6 separate regions of the Mus musculus genome follow, and all the other regions are linked to region 6. A link is a loop called in an ENCODE intact Hi-C map of the cell type or tissue named here. Cell type or tissue: left cerebral cortex. All regions are shown on one strand. Each heading gives the region's core, and the rest is flanking DNA. Links, peaks and the distances in the headings are about the cores only. Region 1 holds the start of Cenpb (centromere protein B). Region 2 has its middle 64 kb from the start of Rnf24. Region 3 holds the start of Ap5s1 (adaptor-related protein 5 complex, sigma 1 subunit). Region 4 holds the start of 1700037H04Rik (RIKEN cDNA 1700037H04 gene). Region 5 holds the start of Rnf24 (ring finger protein 24). Region 6 holds the start of Pank2 (pantothenate kinase 2).

Region 1 (5,178 bases), core at 646-4,645, 82 kb after region 6:
GGTGGGAAAGGCCTCTGTGTAAGATCCAAAACCAGAAGCAATATAGCAGAGTGTGTAGCCAGATCGGCCAACTTGGAGATTGCAAGTAGTCTCATAAACTTGGAAATCACAAGTAGTCTCTAAAACGTTTTCTAAGCTCAGAGATGTGTGGCAACTCAAGAGAGACTTTTATAATATACCTATCAGAGATTTTACATTCAGAGCACATGTGGGGTCTTTTTGTTTTGTTTTGTTTTGTTTTGTTTTTTGAGACACGGTTTCTTTGTGTAGTTCTAGCAGTCCTGGAACTCTGTGTAGACCAGGCTAGTCTTGAACTCACAGAAATTCACTTGCTTCTGCCTCCCAAGCACTGAGATTAAAGGTCTGTGCCACCACTATTTGACTAAAGTGGAGTTCTTAAAGGTCGGAAAAATACGGTTGGGGGTAGAGCATACAATTGGCAAACATGAGGCCCTAAGTTTGATCCTTATGGCACATGTAGAAGGGAAAAGACCAGCATGAGAAATGTGGACAAAGGCAGAGACACTCAGGATCCAATATGTACATGGAAAGTGAAATGTGTATCCGAAGAGTAGGGAGTCACACTCTCTTCTCTGGCCTCGCAGAACACAACACTGACCTGATTTCTGATTCTGTCTTTATCAGTTTCTCCTAAGTGTGTTGTTCTAGAGCCCTTAACCCAGAAGCTCCCAGGGCTCTATCCTTGGTTCTCTTTGTTTCTTGACCTAAAGCTTTGTCTACCCCAGCTCCTCAGCCCGTTATCCTGGAGGCTGCTCTTTCAAGACTTTTTAAAACATGGCAACCTATCAAAACCCTCACCAAAGGGCTCAAGGGTCTATGCAGAAAAGAAGGTAAAATGATGTTTAAGAGACAGAAGTGAGGGCTGGAGAGATGGCTCAGTGGTTAAGAGCACTGACTGCTCTTCCAGAGGTCCTGAGTTCTATTCTCAGAAACCGTATGGTGGCTCATAACCATCTGTAATGGGATCTGATGCCCTCTTCTGGTGTGTCTGAAGACAGCTATAGTGTACTCATATACATAAAATAAATCTTGGAAAAAAAAAAAAGAGCCAGAGGTGAGAGATGATTCCACAGAAATAGTGACTTCCACACACAACAGGATTGATACACATATGAACTCACAGTATGCACATGGCCTGCACAGGTTCAAGGCAGACCAGGTCCCAGCACTGAAAGGGAAAGTGGACAAAGTGTCCCATACCAAACCAAGATGCTCTCTGCAACTGATACCCACTGGCAAAGGGACAATCAGGGTTTTTTTCCCCATGGAATGTCAGAGTATATCAACCACACTCAAGGGCAGATCCACGCCCAGGTGTAGTTGGTCAACACAAAATGAACTCAATGGTATTTTTGTAGACTTTTTTGGGTATTTGTTTGTTTGTTTGTTTGTTTTACTGGTCTTTTGCTTGTTTGTTTTGAGTTTTGTCTTTGTAGAGTTCTCTCTCTCTCTCTCTCTCTCTCTCTCTCTCTCTCGTTTCTTGGGTTGTCTGGTATGGTGGTACATGCTTTAGTCCCAACACTGGGGAGGCAAAAGCAGGAGAATCTCCATGAGTTTCAGACCATAACAGGTCAATACAGAGTTCCAGGTCAGCCAAGGCTATATAATGAGACTCTGCTCAAACAAAACGAAAACAGGCAAGCAAAACACTGCACTGTGCGCACTGCCTCAAGGGTTCATCACTTTCGTGTTTGGTCCTGCAGGAGGAGGTTTTAAGATTTATTTGTACAGATGTTTATGTACATACGCATTTTTGTAGTTTTAGATATGGCTACTTGCATGGGGAGGGGGGAACCAATAACACCCAGATGTTAATAGTGTTTATGGATTTGAATTACTAGATCTTGTTTATTTTTGTTTTTCAAGAAAGTGGTATTCTGCATAACAAACAGCCCTGGAGACCAGGCTTGGCTCAACCTCCACCTACCTCTGTCTCCCTCATGCTGGGATTAAGGCATGCGCCATCACAAAAATTGCTAGAATTTTTAAAATGTCATTAACACCATCAAGTGGATTTAAATGCTATGTTGTCTTTACAATAACATAACTGCGTAACCATAGATTGGCTCTTTCACATTTGGAAGAGTATACACCATTAAAGTTCATGTTAGGTGTCTGAGAAAAAGGCGCAGCACTTAAAGTGCACAGGCTGCTCTCAAGAGGTTTGGATCCCAGCACCCATGTTGCAATTCATAATTACCTGCAATCCTACTCCTGTCTGAAGCCCTCTTCTGGTCTGCTTGGGCATCTGCATGCAGGAGCGCCTACACACAGGCAGACATTCACATGCATAAAGACAATTATTTAAAAAGAAGCATACAGACAATTGCATTTACACGTAGCAAAAAATCCTAATCGCTTGACGCCAACCAATTAAAACGCAGTCTAAGCAGCCTGATGCCAGCTAGCCGCCTCTGGAGGAAAGAGCAGACCGGAGAGCACCAAAAGGTCCCTGCGCATCTGTCCAGGTGCCTAAGTGCGTTTTGTCTCTGCCGATGACCTTTCCCGCGCGTGGCCGAGGCGCACAGTCCGGGCCTCAGCGCCCCCGGCGGCGGGTCCGGGCAGCGGCGCGGGGTCCGGGAGGCGGCGCCCAGCGTCCCCCCGCTTCCCGCGAGATCCCGCGCGCGCTCCGCCCCGCGCCGCGCCGCGCTCCCCGCTGGGCACGTCCTGCCGCCCGCGCCGCTCGCCACCGCCCGCCGCCGCCCCGCGAGCCGCTTTGTCTCGGGCGGGGCGCGCGGAGAGGCCACCAGGTGCCCCCCCCGCCGCGGGCCCGGGCCCCCCGCCCCGGGGCGGCGACGGCGGTGCCGGGCCCCGGGGCGGAGGGCGCGCCGGGATGGGCCCCAAGCGGCGGCAGCTGACGTTCCGGGAGAAGTCGCGGATCATCCAGGAGGTGGAGGAGAACCCGGACCTACGCAAGGGCGAGATCGCGCGGCGCTTCAACATCCCGCCGTCCACGCTGAGCACCATCCTGAAGAACAAGCGCGCCATCCTGGCGTCGGAGCGCAAGTACGGAGTGGCCTCCACCTGCCGCAAGACCAACAAGCTGTCCCCGTACGACAAGCTGGAGGGGCTTCTCATCGCTTGGTTCCAGCAGATCCGCGCCGCCGGGCTGCCGGTCAAGGGCATCATCCTGAAAGAGAAGGCGCTGCGGATAGCGGAGGAGCTGGGCATGGACGACTTCACTGCTTCCAACGGCTGGCTGGATCGCTTCCGCAGGCGCCACGGTGTAGTGGCCTGCAGCGGCGTGACCCGTTCTCGGGCGCGAAGCTCTGCCCCTCGGGCCCCAGCGGCACCTGCCGGCCCAGCCACGGTGCCCTCCGAGGGCAGCGGTGGGAGCACACCCGGCTGGCACACGAGGGAGGAGCAGCCGCCGTCGGTAGCTGAGGGCTACGCCTCGCAGGACGTGTTCAGCGCCACCGAGACCAGCCTGTGGTACGACTTTCTGTCGGACCAGGCCTCAGGGCTCTGGGGAGGTGATGGACCGGCGCGCCAGGCCACCCAGCGCCTTAGCGTTTTGCTGTGCGCCAACGCCGATGGCAGCGAGAAGCTTCCCCCACTGGTCGCAGGCAAATCTGCCAAGCCCCGTGCAGGGCAAGGTGGTCTGCCCTGCGACTACACTGCCAACTCGAAGGGTGGAGTCACCACCCAGGCTCTGGCTAAGTACTTGAAAGCTCTGGACACTCGAATGGCAGCAGAATCTCGTCGGGTCCTTCTGCTGGCCGGCCGTCTGGCTGCCCAGTCCTTGGACACCTCGGGCCTGCGGCACGTGCAGCTGGCCTTCTTCCCTCCTGGCACCGTGCATCCTTTGGAGCGAGGAGTGGTCCAACAGGTGAAGGGCCACTACCGCCAGGCGATGTTGCTCAAGGCCATGGCAGCACTCGAGGGCCAGGATCCCTCAGGCTTGCAACTGGGCCTTGTGGAGGCCCTGCACTTTGTGGCTGCAGCCTGGCAGGCAGTGGAGCCCTCGGACATAGCAACTTGCTTTCGTGAGGCGGGTTTTGGAGGTGGCCTTAATGCCACTATCACCACTTCCTTCAAGAGTGAGGGAGAGGAAGAGGAGGAAGAGGAGGAGGAAGAAGAGGAGGAGGAGGAAGAGGAGGGTGAAGGGGAAGAGGAGGAGGAAGAGGAAGAAGAAGGGGAGGAGGAAGGAGGGGAAGGAGAGGAGGAAGGAGAGGAAGAGGTAGAAGAGGAAGGTGAGGTTGATGATAGTGATGAAGAGGAGGAAGAAAGTTCCTCTGAGGGTTTAGAGGCTGAAGACTGGGCCCAGGGAGTAGTGGAAGCCAGTGGTGGTTTTGGGGGTTATAGTGTCCAGGAAGAGGCCCAGTTCCCCACTCTCCATTTCCTGGAAGGAGGAGAGGACTCTGACTCAGACAGTGATGAAGAGGAGGACGATGAAGAGGAGGATGAGGAGGATGAAGATGAGGAGGATGATGAGGATGGTGATGAGGTCCCTGTGCCCAGCTTTGGGGAGGCCATGGCTTACTTTGCCATGGTCAAGAGGTACCTGACCTCCTTCCCCATCGATGACCGAGTGCAGAGTCACATCCTTCATTTGGAACACGATCTGGTCCACGTGACTAGGAAGAACCATGCCAGGCAGGCGGGAGTTCGGGGTCTTGGACATCAAAGCTGAGCTGCTGGACATAGCTGTACCCCAGCCCAGATGGGCTGCTCCTGCCCAAGGCAGAGAACTCTGGGCAGCTGCTGGAGATGGCTGGAGAAGCCCAGGGCTTTCAGCAACGCTTCGCCAGGTTCCAGGCTCCAGGCTCTGAGACAGGCCCAGGGGCTGAGGTCCCCCTCACTGCTGTTGCCTCTTTCTCAGAATCCTCTTTCCTCCCCATTAGTCCCTGGGCTCAGGGCACTGGATGGGTGGGGAGCTGTCCGGTGCTACCACACCATGCCATCAGTGGGCTAGATCACAGCAGCAGCCAGGGTTGGGTCCTGGAAGCTCTTGGCCAGAGAGTGCCTCTCCCCCTGCCACCCAACCAGGTCTTTGGTGGGGGGATCCCAAAGCCATTCTGGAAAGGGCTCCAGAGGAAGGTCTAGCCTAGGCCCCCACAAAACTAGCAGCCCCCCTCCTGCATCTCTAGGCTAAAAGAAGCACAGTGTAACTTAGGGCGGGCTCCCGAGCCTGCCTCTGCCTGCTTTCCACCTCCC
Region 2 (5,178 bases), core at 682-4,681, 150 kb before region 6:
GGAAGAGACCAGGTCCCAGCACAGAGCATCTGAGAGGTCCCATACTCCTTTGCTCCCACTCGCATGGCCTTACCAGTGCCCCTTGAGCCTCTGTGACGCGCAGGTGCCCAGTCTTCTCTCTCCTCTCCATCTGTTATGGTTTGAATGTGGAATGCCCCCCCCCCCAACAAAACCATGTATTGGAACACTTGGTCCCCAGCTGATGGTGCTGTTTGGTAGTTTCTGGAAGCTTTAGCAGGTGAGCCCTAACAGGGGCCATGTCTGCATCTTGCTCTGGCCCTCCCTTCCATCTTCTCCCTCTGCTTCCGGAACACTGAGAGCTGAAGAATCCCATCTGCTACACATTCCCATAATGCTCTGCCCAAGACCCTCTGAAACAGTGAGCCAAGGTTATCCCTCCTCTCTTAAGTCCTTCTCTCTGGCATTTTGGTCACAGCTGTGTAAATGTAAATAGCACACCATCCAGACCCAATGCTAGGCCTTGTGGAGTGTCGGCCTCCGTAGTAAAGCTCAGCTCGTATGAGTCCCCCCAAAGCAAAAATCATCTCTTCCCACCAAGCCAAAGACTCCCAAGCAATGAAGGCCAATGATGCCAGGTTAAGGACTGACCAAGGATCTCTGTTTTTCCGACTATAAATAAAGTTAGTCCAGGAGACAATGAAATGCCATCCTCTAACAAACAACTCTCACGGACTTAGCTGGGTATCTTTCCTTGGCTGGCAAGAGATAAGGTAAAGATATCATTTTCTCATTCCGTTAAGAACCTCCTTTCAAAGAGTTGTGGTGGCGCACACCTTTAACCCTAACCCTCAGGCACAGTCAGGCAGATTCCTGTAAGCCTGGGGCCAGCCTGGTCTACAGAGTATGCTCCAGGACACCCAAGTCATGTCCAGGGTGCAGTCAGGGTGGCCGGTGCTGAGGACAGGGTGATGGACAGGTGCCTGGAGCTCCTGCGCCCAGACATGTTGACAAACTACAGTCACCCGGACTCTGAGCACCCAAAAGGTATCTGAGATGAAAAACTGTCATTTTCTGGATCAAGTCTCCTCCAGACTTGTGTGGTCCTTGTTGCCACTGAGGTCCATGCGATGTCTGTAATCTGAGCTGCTGCCTCAGGCTGTGTTGACGCCTGGGGTCAGTGTTGCTGCAGGAGGCCATGATATCTGTGGTCTGTTCACCAGAGTCATGCTGATGTTAATGATGCAAAGCTGCCACAAAGGGCCGTGTTGAAGTCTATGGGCTGTGCTGCCACCGGAGGCCATGTTGATGCCCATGACCTGCAAGGCTGCTGCTGCTACAGACGAGGCTGCTTCTTTTGCAGGGGCATCAATGACTGCAGACTCACCTGAGAATAAGAGACGTTGAAGGCTTCTCTGACAACCTATCCCCGTCCCACTCAAAAAGAAACAGTGCAGACAGGAAGCCATTGAAGATTGAGCCCTTACAAACTGTGATAAACATATGATAGGTAGATGCTGAAGTATAGCTCTTCACAGTTGATGGCTTCTGGCTGGGTGGGGGTGGGGGAGGACACATTTTTTTAAGGGGTTGGCCACTGAGAGTTTGGCCATGCTCCAATGCGTACATGGACAACACACATTGGACTTGGTGGATTGTTTTGCTTTGGTTTTTTGTTTTTTGTTTTTTGTTTTTTTTGAGAGTGGGGGAAGGGTGGGAGGGTGGGCCTGGAAGAATAGGGAGCGAGTATGCTGGGATGCAGTGTACGAAATTCCCAAATAATTAATAAAAACATTATGTTGCGGGGGTGGGGAAATTTCCTTTTCTCAGAGTCAAAATAGTACAAGGCATGCACATGGACCACATGGGCACAAAAGGAATGACACTGACATGGGCTTTCTGTCATTGCCACCAGATCAGGTTGGCAAGAAATCCTCATCAATGACCTACAGTCTAAAGCAGCTGTGGAAGGGTCACTGACCCAGAAACCTCAGGTAGACTGAGAAACCCTGGACAGGAGATGACCTGACTGATAACAACTGTGGGGGCTTCCCAACAGGAGATAGGCATCCCAAACCTGATACAACCTACCACTTCCAGGCTGCAGAGGAGCTGATCTGCAGATGGAATCTTCCATCCCCAAAGTTCCCCTTTTTCAGCCTAAAAACCTACAATGCCCTCACACAATACACACTTCATCTCCACTTCCGCAGAGAGACTGCAGCTCTTCAGTCTTGAATAAAGAATAAATCTTTTTCTAGAGAGGCCCACCTCCTTTCTCCTATTTCCAGGTTGCCTCTATCAGTCTTGATCTACTACCTGTATCCAGAGTGTGTATCCATCTCTGTTCATGACATCTACCTCAGGAGATAGCATGCCTAAAACTGCCTGGAGAGATATTGTTTAAAGAGATGTCCTGAGAAAGCCTAGCTGAGGAGCTAGGACCTTGTGGAAGGTTGGAAGCGGTGGTGGTGGAGTGGTAGAGATCTCTTTCTCTTCAAGGGCCTGCCTGGAAGTGCAGAACTGCAGGTGTGGGGCCCGTGAGAGTCAGATGAGCACCCAGATGAATCCAGCAGGTAGCTAATCCCCGTGGAGGGATCCACAGTCCAGTAAAGACCATCCAGAAGAGAGGAGGTAAGAGAGTGGAGTAAAACCAAGGCAGCCCAAGGGAGATGATCCCATGGCTGATGCATTCAGAATCTGCCCTGTACAGAGGAAGTAGCCCTGGAGACCAGCGATGGGGACCTGGCAAATCTTCACGGCAGGTGGACAGACACACAGCTCATCTCCCCCTCCCCAAAGGTCTTCCTTGAGGAAGACATCGCTAAAAAGAGGACAAAGCTGAGACTGACATGAGCCCTGAAGCCTGTTCCCTGGTGAGTCTACATCGGCTCAACAGTGAGCTGCAGAGGCTGCAGTTGCCACAAGGAGGCATCTTTGAGCCTAGGACCAGGCACCCGCACACTCTTCCCCTTGAGATTTTGCTCTGTGGAATCTCAACCAAGGGCTGTTTTCTCTTTCAGTGAGGGTTCCTTGGATTGAGAGGGGGCGCAATGCCTTTACCTCAGTCAACCAAGTTTAAGTGTCGAAACTGGTAGCCTGTGCTCTAATAACCTGACCTTCACATTCTCCTAACCATGGCCTCAGACAGCTGGACTTAGCCCACCATAGCTATGCAGAGCACATGCCATGTATCGGACCTTTGACAAGATAAGGGGTCATTCAGCAAGCAGATTGGAACAGCTCTGTCCCTTCAAGCCAGGTGTGGTGGTACATGTCTATAATCCTGGTAATCAGGAGGCTAAGGCAGGAAGGCAGGCAATTGTGAATTGGAAACCACCCTAAACTATCCAGCAGACATTGTCTAAACAAACACCCTCCTGCCATAATCCCTAGCATTCAGGAGTCAGAATAAGAGTATATTGAGCCGGGCGTGGTGGCGCACGCCTTTAATCCCAGCACTAGGGAGGCAGAGGCAGGCAGATTTCTGAGTTCGAGGACAGCCTGGTCTACAAAGTGAGTTCCAGGACAGCCAGGGCTATACAGAGAAACTCTGTCTCGAAAAACAAAAAAACAAAAAAACAAAAAACAGAGTATATTGAATTTGAGTCCAGTCTGGACTACATAATGAACTCCAGGGCCAGCTAGGCTATATGAAAACACTCTGCCTCAAAAACAAACAAACAAACAAAACATGAACAAAATATACTCATTTATTAAAAAAAACCCACATATCACCTAACTATATGTTGGCTACACAAAATTCACTTCAAATACATTATAGGTGGGCAATAAGAGAAAGGGTGGATGTGTTACACATCACAAACTTAAACGGGCGCAGGAATGGCTATGCTTGTAGCAGAGATACAGATGTGGGAGGATATGAGAGTGAGGCAAATGTCCAAGAACAGTATATAACAATAACATGGTCAATCCAAGAAGACACAGCAATGCTACACGTGTGCAAACAGAGATACAGGGCATATGGAAGGTCAGTTGACATATAGGAAGGAGAAACAAACACATCATAGTTGAAGATTTTAACTTCTCTCTCAGTAACAGACTATCTAGACAGAAAGCCAAGAAGGAGGGCCTAGGGAGAAGGCTTAATAGATTTGATGCACAAGCATAAGGGCCAGAGTTCAAATCCCCAGCACCCATGTAAATGCTAGGCAGAGTAACAGCCCACCTGTCATCCCACGGCTTGGGAGACAGAGACAGAAGTCTGATCCCTGGAGCAAGCTGGCCAGCCAGCCAAGCCAAATCAGTGAGCTTGAATTAGATTTAAGTGAAGACCTACCTCGGCATGTAAAGTGGACAGTGACTGAGGAACCCCCCCTCCCCCGCCCGGCCTCCACACTCATGTGCTCACGTGTGTCCTCCTGCACACTGGGACAATGGTGCCCCCAATTCGTCTGGGAACCTTGAAGAAAGAGTCTGGCCATGCAGACACAGCCATTAAATATGCCCTTAGTGTTGGCCACCACCACAATGATTGTCCTGCTATCTAATGAGCCTGGAGAGGCCTTGAAGGAGAATGTGGGGCCAGGAAGGGAGATCCCCCATGAAGAGGTGTTTATAACACCCAAGCTGTGGAACACCAAACACCACCCTGAAGATGTGGAAAATGTGGAGGCTGCCCTTCAGAGGACACTGAGTGATCTCCAGCTAGAGTACCTGGATCTGTTATTTATATCTTCAAGGAGGAAGACAATCCCTTCCCCAAGAATGCCAATAGAACCATCTGAAATGATCCTGCTCACTGTAAGACTGAAAATGCTCTAGAGACACTAGTAGCAAAGGGGCTGATATGAGCACTAGGCTAGCCCAACTTCAGCAACTGGTAAACTGCTGATACATTCTGAGTGGTCTCTGCATACCTGGATAGGTAGAACGGAATCTATGTCTTGCTCAAGATGATCGTCAACCACTGCCAAGCACATGGCCTTTGCCTTCCCCTGACGTGCTTGGCACCATCATGATGTGCCCAACCTACTAGAAGAACCAGTGGTCCTGGCAGTGTGGTCAATCTTCCGCTAAGATCTTGCTTGGGTAACAGGTTCAGCAGACCGTGATCTGCATTCCCAAAGGAAGACCCACCCTGAATGTGGGTGGCATCATCCCATGAGCCCATGAGCTGGAGTTCCAGACACAGGAGCTGAGCACCAGCATCTCTCTCTCTCTCTCTCTCTCTCTCTCTCTCTCTCTCTCTCTCCCTCC
Region 3 (4,994 bases), core at 1-4,000, 53 kb after region 6:
CAAACTATATATATATATATATATATATATATATATATATATATATACACACACACACACATACATACAATTCCCAGAACATATTCCCAGTGCAGTAAATACTAACTACCATGATAATAACATTCTTTCTTTAGCTCCTCTTCATAGTGATACTTTATAAACAATGGAGGACAACTGGGGGAAACATTCAGATTTTTGGTCTTCCTGTTTGCCTGTCCTATTCCAGTGTCCCTTATTACTACCTCTGTGTTCAATGAAGCTTGGAGCTGGGCTGTGTGATTACCTGGCCACTGCCAAAATCTGTTCCTTGCGGAAGAGCCTGTCCCTTTCTGCACCATGTGACCGTGGATCATCGGGTGATTTCTCAGCACCAAAGACACAGGAATAGAGCACTCGGCAAAGGCCTGTATCTTCCAAATTCGGGGCCCTCAGAGTGTGGATGAGGAAAGCGTGGACCATAGCTCCAGGGTGGGTGCTCCAGGAAAGCCAGAGACCTAGATGGTGAAAGTGAATCCCCTGCTAAGGAGGCACCCTAATGAGGGGTGTGGCCTGGGAGTGTGTCCAGAGATTGTGTGGCTAGACAGCGATCACCATCTAGATCTGCCTAGCCTCTGAATAATCTAGTGCCTGCTCTGCATCACAGAACAAGGGCCATCCATAGCTGGACATATCTCCTATGTCGCTAAACCTACTTCTGCAAAACTGTCAGGGAATCTCCAAATGCATACGGGTCATGCGAGTGCAGGAAAAACTGAGAACTAAAAAAAAAAAAATCAGAGACCACAGCTGAATGCCAAGTCTGCTCCCGGAACAAAATAACCCAGCCTCCATACCGGGCTCCATTGAGACAACTTTTAGTATGGAGTGTGAGAGGGGAGTCTTCATCAGTGACACTTGGTTTTGAATGCAGGAACATGTCTTTGTTTTAGGAAACACTCAAGAAAATACCTCTAAAATGCCGCATCTGCAACCGATTCACATCGGCTGGGACAGAGTGAGCGGGGCAAACCTTACCCAAAGGGATCTACCGAGATAACCGAAATCATTTCAAAAAGAAAGACGTGGTGGCACGTACCTGAAATCCCAACCCTCGGGAGGCGGAGGCAAGAGAATCAGGAATTCAAGTCAGCCACAGATACACAGAGAGAGAGCCTGGCCGCTCTGGGCAAAGCGAGAGTGGCAGCCCCCGGTCTCAAGGCTGAGGAGAAACAGTGTTTAGCCACAGCTAAAGCTAAACAGACCAAGAATTCAAAGTTACCCAACAGGAAATTTAGCAAGCCCGCTTCAGGAAGGGAACCTAGATTTGCAGACTTTGACCTCTGGTCACCCTTCTGCCGCCAGCTGAGCGCGTCATTACCCCAGGGCACCACGTCCTCCTCCCACTATCTGCCCCAGTTGCGTCACTGCCTCGCGCGGGCAGCAGCGGCGCGCTGAACTCTGGGGTTTGTAGTTCAGCCATGGGCCTGTGGTCCCGGCGTGGTCCTCGACTTCCCGAGGACGTACACGCTTCTGACCAGCCGATCCCCTCGGCTGCGGGGGCGCCCTGGAGGGCTCATGGCTACGGAAAGCTTCTTTGAAGGCGCTAGAAAGCCCTTGATCAGCTGCGGCCTGGCCACTGCGAGGGCGACCGCCAGGGGGCGCTGAGGACCCCGGCGGCGTGCGCGGAACTGTCCAAGGAAGCCTCCGCTCGGCTGTCCTCAGGCCAAGCTCTGTGCAGTAGTAATGACCGAATTGCAGGAGCAGAAGTCTGCCTGCTGAAACGCAGTCATGAGTTTACATTTGAACCAATGGCCCAAGAGGTGTTTGGGACACACACATTCCTTTAACTCTGAAAGGCATGGGAATTCCTTAGGCTTTCTAAGGCAGGTCTACAGTCACTTGACTAGTGTCTGAGGACAAAAAGAAAGATTTGAGTGGCCCAGGCAGGGGTTCTGAAGAAAGCCCCTCATTAAGGACTGCATCCTGAACCCTCTAGGCCATAAGAACTAGGGCAGTTTCAGGGGACTGGTACTGCATATGCTGCGAGTGTTTCGATCTCAGATGCAATACAAAAGGATGGGTCCAGGCAGAGTGGTGTCTCAATCAGAGAGCTAGGGAGTTATGTTTGCTCCATTCTTGGCAGAAGTTCCTTGTCCCCGGTCCCTATCACTCTGGGCCAGGCCTCATGTCTGCCAGCAGATTGTAGCAAAGAACTGGCAGAGAGGTCTGTGGCAGCTGGGGGGCCACTTGGCATTGAGAGCATGATATCCTGGCCTCTCTTCACTGTTCAGACAGTCCATATCAAGTCCCAAAACCACTGGAAACTACTAATCTTGTGTGGGATGTGGGGAGAAGAATGCACTGAGCCAGTACCCTGGAGGACAGTGGGGGACCCAGGCAGAGGTGGTACAACAGATGACTTCCCTGGTCAGTGCTGGAGGCAGGCAGAACTGGAGGGCTCACCTGATGTGGGTGTGCCCTGGGAGATACTTGCCCTGTGGCCATTGGCCTCTTTTGACCTTTGCTTCAGAGAGTCTGTTGGGTCCCTGGAAACATGCGTGCATGCCACCTCAGACATGGTCAAAAGCAGCCAGCCTAACAGTGTCTACTTCATGTTAGCAATGTGCCTGGCCATCTAGCAAACCCACTGAAGTAATAATTTACTTTGAATTCTTCCTTCTTCCTCTCTCTCTCTCTCTCTCTCTCTCTCTCTCTCTCTCTCTCTCTCTCTCTCTCTCTCTCTTTCTTTCTCTTTTTGAGATCCTCAGAGATCCATCTGCCTGCCTTGAATTTTGAATTTAAAGGGAGCTGAGAGCCAGGCACTACACCTTCAATCCTAGCACTGGAAATGCAGAGGCAGATGGATCTTTGTGAGTTTGACACCAGTTAAGGATACATAGATCCTTCTTAAAAAATAGATAAGGTGGTGGCAAAAGCCTTTAATCCCAGCACTTGAGAGGCAAAGGTAGGCAGATCTCTGTGAGTTTGAAGCCAGCCTGGTCTAAAGAGAGAGTTCCAGAATGGCCAAAGCTACACAGAGAAACCCTGCCTCAACAAACAAAGAATAAAAAAATAAAAATAAATAAACAAATAGGCTAAGAATATAATAGAATCCCTCCCTGGCACTAGAATAACACAAGGCTTGAGTTAGACATGGGTCAGATTTATAATAGGGAAAGAAACTTGGGTGTGGTCTCTCATTTGGCAGATGACTAAGTCACACATCACAGTGCAAAATGGAAAGTCTTTGGATCCTGAGCTCTGCTTCCCACAGCCTGTGCATGGAGGGAAGGGAGGAGGGGAGAACCTGAACAAGATGGTGAAGGGTGGACATGATCTGAGAGAACAGACACGCTGCCGCTGTCACAAGAATGCTTTCCCTGGGAGACCCAAACAAATATTTACTGTTTCTGTGTACAGCATGACAACAATGGAAGATTCCACTAGAGCCTGACTTGGGGAAAGAATGAGTTCCACCAGCCTATTTATCAGCCGAGCGCAGGGGGAGGGGCTGGCTAGTCCAGTAGGCAGTCTATGTAAGTGATCAGTTTCAGGCTGTACACATGCAGCGGAGGAAGCCAGAGTTGCTAGTATTTGCACACACTGTTCAGTTGTTAATACACATGTATACATTGACTCCTCTTGTGCCTGGCCCATATGGGCAATAGCTTTGCTAATTTCTTTCTTTTTTTTTTTTTTTAAAGATTTATTTATTTATTATAAGTACACTGTAGCTGTCTTCAGACACTCCAGAAGAGGGAGTCAGATCTCATTACAGATGGTTGTGAGCCACCATGTGGTTGCTGGGATTTGAACTCTGGACCTTCGGAAGAGCAGTCGGGTGCTCTTACCCACTGAGCCATCTCACCAGCCCAGCTTTGCTAATTTCTTATGAGTCAATTGGCCTTGGAGTCTTTGACAAAATACACATTGGGTCAGGATGCCACTGGCTCAGGGCCCCCTCCACTCCCTGTGGGAATGCTAACAGTCAGCAGGCAGGATTTTGAGGGTCTCCTAAAAAGAGCTGCGGCTGTTCTGTTGAAGATGAAGGCTCTTATACTTGGAGGAGAGCATTCTACAAGTCTGAATGCTTGTAATTATAGCACTTGGAGGTGAAGGCAAGAAGATCAACCTGAGCTACACAAGACGCTCTCTGACATGGAAGTCAGGAGGAAGAGGGAAGCCTCCTACCCATTCCTGAGCTGACCATCATCCTCTGGGTCCTTCTAGCGGGTTCTATGTGGGCAAGTGCAGTAGCCACAGCAGGTGGGAGTTAAAGAGAAGTAACAGATTCACTAATGGAAAGAATCCAAGCATTGACCCTGCAGGCACAATCTGCGGAGACTGCATAGGGGAGGTGATAGCTACCATCTAAGTTGTAGCAAGTGTAAGTAGTGGGAGAAGCCAGTCCCTCTAGATACAGACTTTCAAAGTCTTCCTGCTTTATCTCAAGTCCCATGAAAAATTCCTCACTGGCACTGGGGCTCTGAAGAAACCACCTAAGACAGGGTTCAAAAGAGCTGTAGTTTTACATAGATGTGATGCACAGACAAGCATGAAGGCAAAAACACTCATACACATAAAAATAAATTGTTCTTAAACTGTAATTTTGTTCAGGTCGTGGTACTTACAGTGTCATTCTCTGACCTTTTGCAACCCTCAGCCATCTGATCCGTGTCCACTGAGGAAGAAAGACCTAGATGCAGACAGTAATGATGAAGAGCAGCCTGGGGCCTGGAAGTGCTGTGGTCATGCCACATGATGACCATATACCCGTATGTGATGAAACCACTTCAGGGCTCTCGCTCATGGGGCCAAAAGTGTCCCTAACTGACACAGCATGGGAAGTGGGCAGAGGGGAGCCCAGCACCTAGTAGGGACTCAGAAATCCACAGGCAGATGAGGAAGACATTTCCTAACCCTGGTATGTCAGCTACTGATGGCAGCTCAGGGACTAGGGATGGTTTGGAGATGGGTCAGGGCAGCCACTGGGTTCTAGGGCCTTCCCTGGGGAC
Region 4 (5,178 bases), core at 380-4,379, 100 kb after region 6:
CTATATACCAGAAAACCCTAGATATATTCTTAAGAGAAATACATAGTGCATTTATCAAAAGAAACGCACTAAAATTCAAAAGTAGATGTTATTTTTTGTATCCAGTATCTTTTGCTCAATATTGTCTTTAAGAATATCTATATTTTTGCATTCATTCAGCTTGTCCTTTGTCACTGATATCATTGTATAACAACAGTGTAATTTGTTTATTTTATTGTTGATATATATTTGATTTATTCCTGTTTGAGCTTGGCTCAGTAAGTGTTTTACTGCTGTGAACAGACACTATGACCAAGGCGACTCTTTTTCTTTTGGTTTTTTGAGACAGGGTTTCTCTGTATAGCCCTGGGTGTCCTGGAACTCACTCTGTAGACCAGGCTGGCCTCGAACTCAGGAATCCACCTGCCTCTGCCTCCCAAGTGCTGGGATTAAAGGCATGCGCCACCACGCCAAGGCGACTCTTATAAGGACAACATTTAATTGTGGCTGGCTTACAGGTTCAGAGCTACAGTCCATCATCATCAAGGTGGGAGCATGACAGCATCCAGTCAAGAGGAGCTGAGAGTTCTACATCTTCATCTGAAGGCCACTAGGAGAAGACTGACTTCCAGGCAGCTAGGATGAGGGTCTTAAAAATACATGCCCACAGTGACACACCACTCCAACTAGGCCACACCTACTTCAACAAGGCCACACCTACAAATAGTGCCACTCCCTGGGCCAAGCATATTTAAACCATCACAGGGCCTATTACAAATGCTTTGATACACACACACACACACACACACACACACACACACACAGACACACATGGAACCATGTGTGTGTGCCTGTGCACAAGAGAAATAATGTAATATTTTTAGCATCTATCAAACTTGTTTTTGTTTTTGTTTTTGTTTTTTTGAGACAGGGTTTTTCTATATAGCCCTGGCTGCCCTGGAACTCAATTTGTAGACCAGTCTGGCCTCGAACTCAGAAATCCGCCTGCCTCTGCCTCCTAAGTGCTGGGATTAAAGGCATGTGCCACCACTGCCCTGCTCAAACAAATTTTTATTTGTGTGTGTTTGTGTGTGTGCGTGCATGTGCATGGGCTTGTCTGTATGTGTAACCACATGTGTGCAGAGTCCAAGGATACCAGAAGAGGGAATCAGATCTCTTGGAATTGGAATTACAGGCAGTTGTAAGTGGGTGTTGGGAACCAAATCCTGGTTTATTGGTTTGTTTGTTTCTGAAACAGGGTTTCTCTGTGTAATAGCTCTGGCTGTTCTTGTAGACCAGGCTGGCCTCAAACTCAGAGGTTCACCTGTCTCTGCCTCCCGAGTTCTGAGATTAAAAGTGTGTGCCACCACCACCAGGCTCAAATCCTGGTCTTTTGTTTTGTTTCAAGACAGGGTTTCTCTGTGTAGCCCTGGCTGTCCTGGAACTCACTCTGTAAACCAGGTAGGCCTTGAACTCGGAAATCCACCTGCCTCTGCCTCTCAAGTGCTGGGATTAAAGGCATGTGCCACCACTGACCAGCTCAAATCCTGCTCTTAGAGCAGCAAATTCTCTTATCTACTAAGCATTTCTCTAGCCCCCAAGCATCTATCAACTTTATTACATATTATTAGTTTTCCAAGGAGATTTATTATAGTTTTTTTTTTATTTCATAAAGTTCAGACTACTCAGAGCTGGAAGTGGAGTTTGCCTAACCTGCAGTTGCTCATCTCTTCTCATCTACAGCCCTCAACTCTATAGAGACTGCTGTCCTAGCTTTGGATAATAAGGCCTTGGGCCCAGGAAGCTCCTTATAGGTCTGGGCACTTCTGATGTTGCCATACCGTCTCAGTGCACGGGCCCACTGAGAACAATGAGAAACAGCCATAGAACTTCTATCTTGGTGTTCTGTCGGCACTCAAAGCCTTATTTTCCCCAGGCAACTTTCCAAAACCATTTGTGGCCTTTCCTGGAGACATGTAGCATGCTTTAGTACAGGCAGCTCCATATCACAGGTTTTCCCAGGTACCCAAGATGCTTAGTCTAGGAACATGAGGAGTATTGGCAAGATCAAGAAACCACAGTTCTTTTTGTGTGGTGGTCTCACAGTAAGCTAGGGGTGTCTTGCTTTGGGAGTCTGTTAGCACATTAACTTACCTATCGTACATATTCAGAAAGTATGTTAAAAGGAGTTGACAATTAGAAAATTGCCTCAGACAGTAAACTGTTAGCGATTATTCTGCTTTCGATAGAGCTCACCAAGAGATGGGTTTCAAGTGAAAAGCAGCAAAAGGGAAACAGGAATCCTGAAACTGAAAATCAACACACACCTAGGCAGTAAAATAAACGCGAGAAATAGGAATCAGAGGGGACTATGGTAAACTGACGTTCCAGAAAGGCAGGGACCGCTACCCCCAAAGCCCTTGGTTCTTGTTTTGAATGTAAATGTGAGAATGTGTTGTTAGATCTGATATTTCAAAAGAAGACTGGAAATGAGAATCCTTTGTGAAGAAGTAGGATGAGGGGCAAGAAGATGGGAAGAAAAGTATTTATAAAAGTCTCCGGGGGCTATACATCTGCAGGCTGCTTTTGCCTGGCGTGGTGGCCTTCAGGATACTTTGGAGGCACTGTCTGCTGACTTGGAAAAGAACAGATATGGAACACACCACGGGGCTTCTGGAAAGGTGGGAGTAGGGGTTGAGTAGGCTGGGATTAGAATGAAAAGTTCTCAATGTCCGCTCTGGAGGACAGAATTTTCTCAACAGTAGGGAGCGCACGTACCATCCAAAACAACGATAAAAAGTTTGAGAAGCCCTGCTGAAGACAGCAGGGAAGCACTGGGCCCTCTGAAGTAACGCTATGAAAACAATAGCACAGAAAGACTATTTGTTACCAGCGTGCGAACACAAGATCCGAGTCAGGTTAACAGCCATAAGGACACGGAAGAGTCGGACCTTGAGGACTCTTACAGGCAGCGACCACATTCTATCGGAAAAACAAGCAAGCTCTCAGCGGTCCAAGGCCTGTCTCCGCTAGTTAAGTTGGAAGGATCGGGAACCTGTGTGTTCTGACTGCTCTTTCGGCACTTTAAACCTCTTGTCCTAATCAGTGTATATAAGGATAGAGATAGTCGCACACGGACAGGTGGGCCTGTGGCAAAAATCCACAAGCCTTAGTAAGTGCTCTACGAAGACGCCCACACCCTGTCGGGTGGGTCGAGACGCATCCCGCTGCCATGGCGACCGCCTCCTTGGAGACCAGGAGCAGAAGCTCCTGTCCCCGGGGGCGCCCGCGTACGCTCCCTTCCCCCCTTCCTACGCCGCGTGCCTTCTTTGTTCTAATGCTTATTTGGAATAGGGAATGGGTGGGAAAGGAAGACCGAAATCCAGACTCAGTCCAGTAGGAAAGGTGACTGCTTAACTCCTAGACAAAACTGCCGCGGATCGGAAACCTCATGGGGAAGGTCGCTCTGGTCGGTTTCCAGCAGCGGTTCCAACATAGCTCCCATCCCGCTTCATCACCCAAGCTCGTGCCGCTGGGGTGACGTCGACTCGTGGGGCTCAGCCTCCGCGCACACGTGATGTGGAATCTCGTCGTTAATTGGTGGATCTCAGAGACAGCTCATTGGTCTGAAGTGCCCTAGCCCCGCCCCTCAACGCCCCTCAAGCCAATGAAGGAGGAGAGGGCGTGGCGCGAGGCTGATGCGGCGCGGGGCTCTTCCTCGCGCTCTCCAGCCCGTTCTGCTGCTGCTACCGCCGCCTCCGCGGTCGTTTCTGACCGCCTGGCCGCGGGGCTCGCCTGCAAGGTGAGATGGGCCCTCCGGGCTCCGTCTAGTTCACCAGAGACGGCTCCTGGGTCTGAGATCCTCAGCTGTGCTGGAGCTGGAGGCTTTGCTTTCTAGCCTGAGGAACTCTGTAGAAGCGGGATGGGGTGGGGGATGTGGGGTCCTGGGTACAAATGACGGTTAGCGGGCAGGGTACAAGTGACACCTGAGGGTGGGGGCGTAAATGTGGCTGACGTCCCGTTCCTACCTGGTCCTCGTGGCTCTATGTGACCTTGGAAGAGTAGCCTCTGAGCCTCCGGTGCCCGGGCACGATCATGAGGAGGATGTTGATGTTGGGAGTGTCGGCTCCAGAGACTCCTGCGTCAGCCTGGCGAGCTCAGAGAGCGCAGGGCATTATCTCAGATGGACAGATCCGCGGCCTTGCTCTTGGTGTGGGTACGTCTGAGGCCCGTTCTGCTGCTCTTGTCCCCTGAGAAAACAATAACACTGAGGTGGGGCGTGCCACACCCACAGGGATGGCGGTAGGAAAGGCCAGAGGGCCAGAGCCAGAGCCTCTCCAGTGTCTCACAGAAATGGTTGGATTTAGGTTCTGGACCAGTGCTCCTGTTAGTGAACAGGGCTCGGTTGGACAGCTTGAGTCTTTCCTCTTTAATCTTGGTGGTGGGATGTGAAGGTAGGGCATTGCTTTGCACTGGGGTGGGGTGGGGTGGGCTGGGTGGGTGGTGGGTGGGTGGGTGGGGGGTAGGAGCAGCTTTCACCCGTGTCTCTGCTTCTTGGGTGAAAGAGTCAATCTAGAGGCCAGATGAATCCAAGCAGCCTCCTTTGATGTCAGAGGGGGATGTGGGAAGTGAATGCTAGGCAGAGGAGAACCACACAGGTTGGTAGACAGGAGGGACTAACACCCTTTTCACAGGTCAACCCTTCCCTCCACTGTTTGTGAGAGTAAACACCTATTACCGTCCTTGCATCCCTGGCTTTGGGGAAGGGGGCTCCAAAGATAGGTCAAGGCTGAGGAGATGAAAGATTGCTTCCACATGCGACCTCCATGTAGCACTCCCTGTCTGAGACTTCAGTGGGTGTTCTTTGAGCTTTAAGGGGAGGTTGGATAAGTGCTTCTGCTGGGCTGATGATTGAGCTGTGACTGGGTCCCTGGATGGGTGTAGGGGAGGTGGTAGGAAGAATTGAAGGTTGTTTACTGCTCTGACATAGAAAGGGCTTTTATGGGGTTGGGAATGGTGGTTGAAGAATGATTCAGAGAGGAGACGGTAAAAGGTTTGGGGCTGTGCTCCCAGCCACACAGCACAACGCAAGCTGAAATTGGCTCTGTGATACCTTGGGGCTTAAAGGCTGCCTCTGGGAAGAGGTAGGTAATCAGAAGGGAGAGAGAGTGTCACAATGCAAGAGTTCCGTTTTGCCAT
Region 5 (5,178 bases), core at 489-4,488, 89 kb before region 6:
GCAGACTCACCTACAAGCAATCTAATGGAAGCATCTTCTCGATTGAGGCTTCTCTTCCCAGATAGCACTAGCTGTGTGGATATGACATAAAGCTCTAGCCAGTACAACCACTGACATATTTTCCAAAGGAGATTCCTGGTGTGTATAGGTTTACAGTCGGTGGCAGGTGATATGCTTACAAGGGGTGGGTCCTCCCACATCAATCATTAATCAAGCATATGCCCCACAGAGGTGCCTTCAGTCCAGCCTGAAGGAGGTAATTCTTCAACTGGGGTAACCTCTCCCCGGACAACTCTAGTTTGTGCGACACTTCTCTTGAATGCAGTAAAAGAAAGCCTGAGATAGTAATCCAAGCCCTTGAGTATCTTCACTCACGTGGCCTGCAGCTCCGTTGTAGTGTGTCCTGAATATTTCTTTCTTTCTTTTTTTTTTTATTTTGCTTTGCTGCTCCCCCCCCCCCCCTTGCTTTGCTTCAACTAAATTTTCTTGCTACTTTTACACATCGGTGAGAGCTTTTATTTCAATTCCTTGAACAAGAGACCAAGAATATGAAAGCTTTGTACCCTAATGTCGGTACTGATCTGCCTTAGCCTATGTGCCAAGGTGACAGAATTAGGTAGGACTTTTAAGCTGGCAACAACACAGCAGGGATCCTGAGAGCAGAGGTAGAAGGGGGGCGGGGGAAGGAGGGGGAGAGGAGGGAAGAGGAGGGCAGGGGAGAGGTGGGGAGGAGAGAAGGGAAATAGCTCACAGGTGTTGGCCTGATTTGGAGAGAGAGGAAGTTGGGTCGAGGGTCTGTGATTAAACATTCTGAGTCCTTCTTACTTCCCCTTTCCTAGGAAATGTATGGTTTACTAAAGCTGGAGGAATGGGCTGGTGGGCATTTTCCATGATGAATTTAAAGTCACAAACTAGTTATGGTTTATAGAAGGATTGGGGGCGGGGGGGGGGGGGGAAATACCTCCCAGGGAAATGGGAAGTTAAGGGAGGGAGGCCTGAGGTGCGGTACCCACACCCTCTGCTAATCCGTTTTAGCAGTGGTAGCTATGAGAACTCCTGCATGCTTTCGCTGACCTGCTAGAATTTAGGCAAGGGCTCAGTGCTCCCAAATCCTGAGTCAGTTTGTCTGTAGTGTAGAATAGGAGCTGGGGGTCGAGAGTAATGAGTAGATGTAATTAAATAAAGGACACACTGTTTCTTAAATATATTTCCTTCCACTGTCTGTACAGGCGCAGCAGGTGGAAGATCTAACTAGGGGTACCTCACCTTTGAGGACTCTTGGGCCGGATGCTACGAGAAGCGAAGCTTTACTTTTTTAACTCTTACGAACGTCCACATACACGGAAAACACTACACAGCGGAGAAGATATGAACCTTATAGCTGGGCATCACGAATCAATCCTCTAGAGCAGCCAGTAGCCCAGCGGAAGGGACGCCGCGCCTGCGCACTTGCCGACAATGAAGCCGCGCGCCCTCAGTGAGGAGGCGGGACTTGCCCGGGCATCCGGGTCCCACACCCCGCCCCCGCGGCATGAATGAGAGGCGCGGCGCCGCCCCTCCCCCGCCGGGCCCGCCCCTCGCCGGGGCCGCAGCTAAGCAGTCGCTACCGCCAGCTCAGCGGCTCGGACTCACGGACGCGGCTCTAGCAGTTCACCGCAAGAAGCTGACTCCGGGCGCCGCCGCCCGCACGCCCGCTGCCCGTCGCCCGGGTGAGTGAGGGGAGGGCTGGGCCTGAGCGCCGCGCGGCTGAGGCTGAAGCGCAGGCTCCGCAGGTCCGGCTCTGGGATGCTGAGGGCAGCGCGCCGGCCTCGCACCCCCTCCGAGACCGGGGTCCGTGGGTTAGTCCCCACATACAGGCACAAAGGGCGGCGCGGGCTGTCACCCGGAGGTCACCTCGGGCTGGGCCCGGGCGGGGGAGGCGGGATGGGCGGAGGATGGAGGAGCCGCTGCCTCTGCGTCGGTGGTGGGGACCGACGCTGGTCTCGGGGGGTGCGGTGTGGCAGTGGTTTTCTGGTCCCGAGCCACTCCTTCTTTTGTGGTGCTTGTCTCGTGCCTGGTTGTCACACCGTGCAAGGCACACTGAGACCTCTCTGGTTGGCTTATTTATTAATGAAAGTCATATGGCGGCCTCATCATTTGTGGGTGGGGGGCGTGCGTGCACCCACAGGCCAGAGAATTAGTGACCCTGCTTTGTTTCCGGAGACCTTAGTGGTGTGTGTCCTGTGAAATGAGACCGTCTGAGATCGTCGTAAAGGGCAGAAGGAAAAGAGGTGTAAAGATAACTTCATCTTTACCCCTTCGTCTCTGGTGTTATTTCAGATAACAGGTCTTTTGGTGTTTCGTTGTTTCTCATTGTAAAACCAGTGGGTCTGTTCATTGAAAGTGTGAGTCTGCATTCTTATGTCTCTGTATATTTAGAACACTTTCTTTTACGATTAATGGTGATCTATTTACGTAGCGGCGGTACGCCGGCATCCTGAACATTGTTTTCTGGGCTTAGTTCATGATAATAGGTCTTTGTGCTTGTGTACCTATCTATAGGAATACTCCCAATATATCTAGGGCACTGCTTTCCCCACTCTTCCATACAGACAGATTATGTTTCTTGCCTTTCTGCTCTAATAAGAGGTGGTCTAGCAGGTTCTTTCCACCTTCTTGTCAGTCCGGTCGTCGCCCTCCCCGCCCCCGCCCCGCACCCCTTAATGCTTTGGCAAAGGATATTACCTAAATATTACCGTGGTATGCACCCTAGCTTTGATCTGAATTTTTGTGTGTTTGGTTGTGCAGCCTAGCTGAACAGATCATCTTACATGACTTATCAGAAAGCACCCCTTTTTTCCTCCATTGTTTGTCTTCATTCCCCCTCGCCCCTGCTCCTGGTTCCCCCCTTCTCCGTCCCCAAAGAGGCTAGGAAGCGCTGCTGGGTTCCATAGGCTTTAACTTGATAGGGTGTGTTCACTTAGACAGTTAAAAAGAGGTATTTAAGATAGGCAGGTGTGGCCGAAAATGCCTTCTCTGGACTTGGGAGGAAGAGGCAGTAGGATCTCTGTGGTTTCAAGGCCAGTCTGATTTACATAGTAATTTCCAGGCCATAACACAGAATGAGACCTTGTCTCAATAAACAACAAACTTTTCCTTGTTATCTTGTTTTAAGCAAGATTATTTGAATTTTAGAAGATAGTTATTACTCTAGTTGGATAATGATATTTTTGTTTCTTTTTTACCCTTCTAATTTTGTAGAGTGAAAAAGCACATTTTTGAAATATTTTTGTTATGATCTTTTGATTCAAAATAGTGGAGGTAAAAAAAATGCAGTTTATATATGAATAATTGAGTGGGTTCAGTTTTCTTTAAGATTCTCTTCAAGATTACTTATTTTTGAGTCACATATATTTTCATCCCTGGTAAAATTTCAGTACAAAATGACATGTAAACCTCCACAACATCTGTTTATGTATAGACTCTGCCTGAAACATTTGCTTTTAATTTGAAGGAAAGTTTCCACTGGTTGGATGACAATCCATTATTCTTAATGAAATTCTTGCTTTATGCATCTTTCTTTCGTGAACTGTGGGTCACAATCCAATATGGGATTGCATAACTGTGGGAGTCACAAACATTAGCAATCAAAAGTTTCTGAATGTTAAGTGATCAGAAATTAATTCAAGGGACCAAACACGAAGTACTTGCTTAGCATGCACAACACCCTGGATTTGATCCCTTGGACGGAATTAACTAGATTTGCTGGCCCATACCTGTAATCCATCTCCCTTTGGGAGATTGACTATATAGTGAATTTGAGGCCAGTCTGGGATACAAGAGATCCTGACGAGACCCTGCTAAAATAATAATAATTCGCAACCAAACACGTAATAGATCTTCGATGTGTTGGTATCACACAGGACTTCCCTGCAGCCTTGCTTTGGTAGGCCTGGTACCTCACATGCTGTTGTAGTACACTCTGCCAGGGAATGTGGCCTGAATAGCCTCAGGTCAGACTCTAGGCTATTGTCCCTTACAATCACCGTGGTTTTGTTTGTTTTGTTTGTTTGTTTGTTTCTGTTTTTTTTCTGAACATAGAAAGTTTTATGAACCTACAGAAACATTAAAAGCTGGGTGTATGGTGATCGCCTTTAACCTCAGCACTCAGGAGGGAGAAGCAAGGTGGACCTCTTTGAATTCCAGGGCAGCTAGGACTACATAATACAGATCAGTCTCAAGCAAACAAAAGACATAATGGTTTAATAAAAGAAAAACAGGCTTACTATTTTCCCACTGTCATTCCTCTCAGCATGTAAGTATAACATTACTGTACCTGGGACTGAAGAGGTTGCTCAGTGATGAGTACATCTGCTCTGGCAAGTAAGTTTACATACCCACACAGGCTGCTGGCTCACACCTTTAATCCCAGCAAAGACCAGCCTGGTCTACAGAGTGAGTTCCAGGACAGCCAAGGCTACACAGAGAAACCTTGTCTTCAAAAACTAATCAAAACCAAAACAAGAACAAAACTTTAAAGAAAGAGCAAAATACGGAATGTATTGTGTTTAAATATTTATCTTTTGGCTTTGTTTTTGTTTTTTTTGAGACCCATCTCACTGCATAGACCTCACAGTGATCTGTATGCTTGCCTCTACCAACCAAGTGGTGGGATTAAAGGCATCCACAGCCATACCTGGCTTGAAGTGGTAATTTGAAAAAAAAAAAAAAAATCAAATAGTCAGGAAGCAGCAGCAGGCTTCTATCACAGATAGATTTCTGTGAGTTCAAGGCCAGCCAGGGTTAAATACAACTCAAACAAAAAGCTGTTTGAGTTGCTAACTTGAATTTCATCCAAAAAGAAATATATTGGGCCTGGAGAGATAACTCAGTGGTTAAGAGCACTGACTGCTCTTCCAGAGGTCCTAAGTTCAATTCCCAGCAATCACATGACGGCTCACAACCACCTGTAATAGGATGCCCTCTTCTGGTGTATCTGAAGAGAGTGACTGTGTACTCATACATAAATAAATAAATCTTTAAAAAAAAAAGAAATATATTATTTGAATTTTGGCTTGGGGTTGGGTTTCCAACAACTTCAGATTGTTAGTTATTCTTCTCATTGCTCTGACAGAATACCTGACAAAAATGGCTTCAGGGAAAGGTCTGTTTGGCTGACCACGTGAGGGTATCATGATA
Region 6 (5,178 bases), core at 754-4,753:
CTTTGCCGAGTAGGCTACACTAACTAGCCAGTGAATTTCTAGGGATCTGTCTGCTCTCCCATGTGGCCATCAATGGCACAAGCCACTGTACCCCTAGCTTTTTTACCTGGGTTCTGAAGCAAGCAATTTACTGAACAAGCCATCTCCCCAGCCCTGTAGGCCATTTTTACATTCAGTACTTGCTAGTCATAACTTTTCCCAAGACAGCCTTGAACACACACATACACAAGTCATGTTTATTTTGGTCTAAAGCAATGGGAAAAAAAGAACAATTCAATAAAACAGTAGATAGAGCCAGGCAGTGATGGTGCATGCCTTTAATCCCAGCACTTGGGAGGCAAAGGCAATCAGATTTCTGAGTTTGAGGCCAGCCTGGTCTACAGAGTGAGTTCCAGGACAGCCAGGGCTACACAGAGAAACTCTGTCTCAAAAATAACAAAAAACAAACAAACAGAAACCAGTAGATAGAAGGAAAAGCACAAAGGCTAAAAAAATTCCTCAATTGCAGAGTAGCTACTTGTCAGTGGGCACCATTCTTTTGGTCAGTGAAACAGACTATCACCACATACCTACCACAGGAGTTCACCAGGCTGAATTGTGCCAGACTAACAACTAATCAAAAACAACACTGCAAATTTGGTGACATAATCATCTACATATGGCTAATTGTCACATTAACCCTCTAACATTGATGCTCAGGTTAATGTAATACAAACCCACAAAGGAACTTCAGGTTTTTCTGTTGCTTAGAAATCAGGTGCTTGATGCACAGCCTATAACTTCAGCACTTGGGAGCTAGAGGAGAAGATATCCTGGAACATGAGATTGTCTTAAAACAAAAACAAAACTCAGGTGCTTGGACTGGAGATACTATATACAGCTCAGAGACAGAACATTTACCACATGTACAAAGCCCTGTGTTCCAACCTACAACTGAAAGAAAGGAGAAAGGGGAAGAGGAGCCTGGCACTGGCACAGTATATACCCAGCACTGAAGGGTCTGCCCTGAGGACGAGGCCAACTTGGGTAATTCATCAGACTGCTCTCAGCCGGGCGTGGTGGCACATGCCTTTAATCCCAGCACTCGGGAGGCAGAGGCAGGCGGATTTCTGAGTTCGAGGCCAGCCTGGTCTACAGAGTGAAGTTCCAGGACAGCCAAGGCTACACAGAGAAACCCTGTCTTGAAAAAAACCAAAAAAAAAAAAAAAACAAACAAACAAAAAACAAAAAAAAAACAAAACAAAACAAAACCTGCCCTCAAGTCTGACAACCTGAGCTCCATCCCCAGGACTGGGCAAAGTTGTCCTCTGACCTACACCAATACAGACACACACGATAAATAAGTGTAATAAGGAAGTTATTTATCAAGCAAACGATTCTACAACAGGAACTCTTTGAAAATCCGTTTTCCTTTTTTCTTTTAGGACAGGGTCTTAAATTTCATATTCCTCTGCCTCCACCTCCCAAGTGGCTGGTATTATAAAATCTCTTACAAGTCGAGAAAAGAAAAAAAAAATATATACATATAGTGATATAAAGTACTAAACATACATACATACATACATCCTCCAAACCTTCCATGGCAAAACAGAGCTACATCCAATCGCTCAAATCATCGATAAAAGCAACTGGGGTGGGGGTGAGCAGGTAGGGCTGGGCGCGGACTATCCAACAGACCTCACACATCAAGCCACTTCCCGTAATTCTCATAGCCTGCCTGCACTCAGCATTTACCTTCCTCATACCGTAATCTGATATCCAGGTCTTAACCACATGTAAAACACAGACAGCTATGCTGAAAAGTTCCTATTACAGTATTAGGACAATTGACACTTTCAGCAGTAGTCGTGGATGCTAGACAACAGCCCTAAAGGCTTTAAAGGGGAGAAAACACACAAGACAAGAAACACAAATTGGTAATAAAATGAGAACCCGATTCTCTGAAAAGAGTAACTCCCTAGGCTTAAGAGTAACTGAGGAACAGGTCGACTCCCTTCCAAAGAAAAGGCTTTACTGCCCAGAATGCTATGGCTGAAACCGGAATTCCCGTGAACTAACGGAAGGGAAACGGGGGAAAACCTCTGGATGCGAGATGACCTGAATTCTCTCGGGAAGAAAACCGAGCAAAGCTTAGAAGCGTATCGAGCCCAGAGTCGAGTTTTGGGCCTGCTGCGCCTCAGGGGCATTTTCTAGCAACCTCCAAATTAATCACCATAGAAAAGGCTTCAGTTGTGAGCGCGATGGATGATTCAAAGGGACTTGGGAGAGGAGGAGCCTTCTCAAGAAAAAAAGAGGGAGTCTCAGGAAAAGAACACCCCAGGGGACAGGGAGGAAGTGGCGGGGAGCCCTCGCGCGGGCACCGCCGGCGCGCAAACAACGACGGCCGTGCCGGGGCACTTACGCGGCCGCCTCTTCCGGAGGCCTTCGGCGCGCGGGCGGCCGGCCGAGGTGGAGCCGCCTAGAGAGCCGGGCCGCTCCCGTCTCACACTCTCCGCCTCCCCGGACCCCGACGGCGCCGCGCTACTCGCCCGGCGCCTCAGCGGGTCCCGCCTCCGCGCTTCCGAGTCCGCAGACTCGCCGACCGCGGCTGAGGTGGCGGCAGCCCTGCCCTGGCGCTCCATAGGCGCGCCAAACCGGCCCGCTCCCATCCGCAACAGCCGCCGCTGCCGCCCGAGCCAGCCCCCCAGCGCCGCCTTGCCGCCTCCGCGCAGCCCGCTGGAGCGCAGGCGCACGCCGGCTGCCGCCTTTTCCGTTGCGCCAACGTGCAGCTAGCCAATCCGAGCTGGCTAGGGGCGGGTTCCAGAGGTCTTGTCCAATAGGCTCCCAGACTCCAGCCGAAGAGACCGCGCCACCATCCAACGACAGGCACTCTGGACGGATGAAGGCGGGGTCAGCGCAGGCTGGGAGCGATCGTGGAGGGGCCCAAAGGATTTGAGTGAGGGGCGCCCTCTCTTGTGCATCCGCGAGAGCGGTGGCCAAGCTGCTCCCCTATTCCCTAGAACTCCAGGGAGTCTACTATCTCTTCTCTGTTCACGAATCACTCCTTCCTCCCGCCCAATAGAGCCCCCGAAGCTACTGAGAAGTGTTAACAGAAGGAAGGACTCTGAGCTGCGACTAACCTTAGCCTTTGTCCCCGGGTCTGGTTCTATAGCTGCAGTAGGAGCCACACTACAGTCCACAAAGTACAAGCACCGTCTCTTCCTTTGTGCTATGACTTCATTCCCAGTACCAGAAGGAATGAAAAGACTGAGGTTTGTCTCCATGACAACTGGCGGGAGGAGGTGGATTCTAAATCCTTCACCTACTCCCCTTCCTGAAGAAGGCAGTATGAAGGCTTGGAAGTTAGGTTGGTTGGGGTTGTTGTTGTTGTTGGGGTTTTTGTTTGTTTGTTTTTCTTTAATGTGTTTGAGCATTTTTCATGCATGTATGTCTGTGACCCTGGTGTGTGCCTGATGGTCGCTGAGGGCAGAAGAAATCGAGGGATTTCCCCATATGGATCCCAGGAATCTAACCCAGACCTCTGCAAGAACAGCAAATGCTCTTAATCACTGAACCATAGCTCCAGACCCCTGGGTTTTTACAGAAGATGGATTTTTTTTTTAAATCGTTTGCCCTTCCCAAGTGCCCTAACCCTTGATATCCCACCCAGATATACCCCTGAAGCATTCCCTCAGTCCCTCAATTTTAAGTGACTGAGGCTTTCTCACAATTTCCTAAGTACCTTTCTTGGGAGGAGATAATGTCCCTTGAATAACAGCCCTCTTACCTTCTAACTTACTCCCTCACTAATAGTTCCGGCCTGAGCTTCTCTTGTGAATGCTGAAAAACACTCCCATACTTGCTCCAAACTAGTACCCCACAGTGTAGAATTAACTCTGGAAACCTTATTTCCTAACTTGAAATTCCAGCTTCCGCAGGAACACACACACACACACACACACACACACACACACACACACTGGATCTAACAAAAATCAGGAATGCCCATAACAGAGTAGGACTGCTCTTCAGAAGACCAGGAATCAATTCCCAGCTTCCACATGGCTCACAACCCTCTGTAACTTCTGGCCATTCCACTCTCTCTTCTGGTCCCCCTAGAGTACCAGGCAGCCACATGCTGAAGTAAGAATGCATGCTGCCAGCCTCTCATGCTGTCTCTGTCCCGTGTGTAGCCATTATACCGACCCAAATCACTGGGCTAGAGCCTGAGGAAAGCTCCTTTTAGGCTTTAAGCTAAAATCTTCAGACATCATTGGAATTCTGAATTATGTGTAAACAATAAAGACAAGATAGATGAGACAAAGTGAGAGCCATCAAAGCCCTACTGCTGAACTTAGCATCCCCCCCCCGCCCCCCACCTCCTAGGGCTGGGCATCCAGCCGGAGTGCATTGGATCTACAAGCCTGAAGTGCTTGCTATCAGAGGAAACTGTGTTCTTGCTCCTGGTGTTATCTGCAGACTGGTTAGCTGACTTTTGCCACCATGCCTGGCAACTGAACACACCTCCCTTCTTGTTGATAAGAACGAGGCCCTCTTAGCTAATCCATCTACATTTGTGGCTGCTGCCCCTGTAATGACAGCCACCACTCCCTGCTCCCGCTCCCACTCCCGCTCCTGTTCCTGCTCCTGCAGCCTCAGCCAAAATCGAAGCCAAGGAAGAATCAAGCCAAGGAAGAATCGGAGGAGTGAATGAATATGGGATTTCAACTAATTACAGAACCTTAACCAATCCAACCAGCTTTATTTGTAAAGTATGGAGATCAAGGCTTAAAGACATTTAGATGATGAGGCGACTTACCTAAAAGCAGATAAATTAAAAAATGACAGAGAACAGGGAGAGGAGGATATAGCTCCAGTAGAGAGTCCTTCAAATAGGGGAAGTCTTAGATTCAGACTCCATCATGGCAAAAAGAGAATAGGCAGGGAAGTTATACTATTCTCTGCCTGCATAATCAAAAGAAGGCAGAGACTGGAGCCAAGCATGGTGGTCCATGCCTGTACCTGCAGCACTCAGAAGGTTCCCAGGTTAAAAGCTACCTTGGGCTATGTAGGAAGACCCTATCCCGAGAAGAAAAGGGACAGCACAGATTGAATTATCAATAGATTTCTGAAAACCCACCCCCAGCTTTTTCAAACCATGCCCAGATTTGTTTCTTAAATATAATTCTCACCCTTCAC

What was found. Peaks named below come from ENCODE experiments on the same cell type or tissue, not always from the same donor. Only the 100,000 strongest peaks of a DNase experiment are listed, where the experiment ranks them.
Region 1: a loop joins it to region 6, with 4 times the contacts of the local background. A loop is called at or near these places in 19 of 42 quality-filtered maps.
Region 2: it touches region 6 in a loop (3-fold over the local background); 14 of 42 quality-filtered maps call a loop at or near these places.
Region 3: it touches region 6 in a loop (7-fold over the local background); 12 of 42 quality-filtered maps call a loop at or near these places.
Region 4: it touches region 6 in a loop (2.3-fold over the local background); 11 of 42 quality-filtered maps call a loop at or near these places.
Region 5: it touches region 6 in a loop (7-fold over the local background); 6 of 42 quality-filtered maps call a loop at or near these places.

What each region holds. Positions count from the first base shown.
Region 1 is chr2:131,177,553-131,182,730 of GRCm38, reverse strand. It overlaps Cenpb (centromere protein B), which reads left to right and starts at 2,664. Exons shown (of 1, transcript NM_007682.3): 1 at 2,664-5,178. The coding sequence starts at 2,855. The coding sequence ends at 4,654. In left cerebral cortex, for the core only: CTCF peaks have their summits at 2,290 (motif pointing left) and 2,512; DNase peaks (open chromatin) are centred at 2,482, 3,004 and 3,407; H3K4me3 peaks cover 2,345 bases; H3K27ac peaks cover 1,743 bases.
Region 2 is chr2:131,414,400-131,419,577 of GRCm38, reverse strand. It overlaps the pseudogene LOC115489428. Among named protein-coding and RNA genes, the nearest start is that of Rnf24, 64 kb to the right of the region's middle. In left cerebral cortex, for the core only: a CTCF peak has its summit at 2,892 (motif pointing right); DNase peaks (open chromatin) are centred at 2,614 and 2,888.
Region 3 is chr2:131,206,763-131,211,756 of GRCm38, reverse strand. Ap5s1 (adaptor-related protein 5 complex, sigma 1 subunit) reads right to left here and starts at 1,397. Exons shown (of 3, transcript NM_001291031.1): 1 at 1,076-1,397; 2 at 284-494. The coding sequence starts at 459. In left cerebral cortex, for the core only: a CTCF peak has its summit at 1,613 (motif pointing right); DNase peaks (open chromatin) are centred at 545 and 1,476; H3K4me3 peaks cover 1,870 bases; H3K27ac peaks cover 2,279 bases.
Region 4 is chr2:131,158,556-131,163,733 of GRCm38, reverse strand. It overlaps 1700037H04Rik (RIKEN cDNA 1700037H04 gene), which reads left to right and starts at 3,653. Exons shown (of 6, transcript NM_026091.3): 1 at 3,653-3,781. Gm14232 (a long non-coding RNA gene) reads right to left here. Exons shown (of 3, transcript XR_003954063.1): 2 at 4,008-4,229. In left cerebral cortex, for the core only: a CTCF peak has its summit at 2,735; DNase peaks (open chromatin) are centred at 2,795, 3,244, 3,577 and 4,093; H3K4me3 peaks cover 1,674 bases; H3K27ac peaks cover 1,322 bases.
Region 5 is chr2:131,349,267-131,354,444 of GRCm38, reverse strand. It overlaps Rnf24 (ring finger protein 24), which reads left to right and starts at 1,553. Exons shown (of 6, transcript NM_178607.4): 1 at 1,553-1,709. Gm30590 (a long non-coding RNA gene) reads right to left here and starts at 1,613. Exons shown (of 2, transcript XR_374984.2): 1 at 1,267-1,613. In left cerebral cortex, for the core only: no CTCF peak of the experiment used is centred there; DNase peaks (open chromatin) are centred at 1,486, 2,415 and 2,893; H3K4me3 peaks cover 2,488 bases; H3K27ac peaks cover 2,041 bases.
Region 6 is chr2:131,260,039-131,265,216 of GRCm38, reverse strand. Pank2 (pantothenate kinase 2) reads right to left here and starts at 2,717. Exons shown (of 7, transcript NM_153501.2): 1 at 2,402-2,717. The coding sequence starts at 2,648. In left cerebral cortex, for the core only: a CTCF peak has its summit at 2,867; DNase peaks (open chromatin) are centred at 2,812, 3,224, 3,713, 4,602 and 1 more place; H3K4me3 peaks cover 2,502 bases; H3K27ac peaks cover 2,558 bases.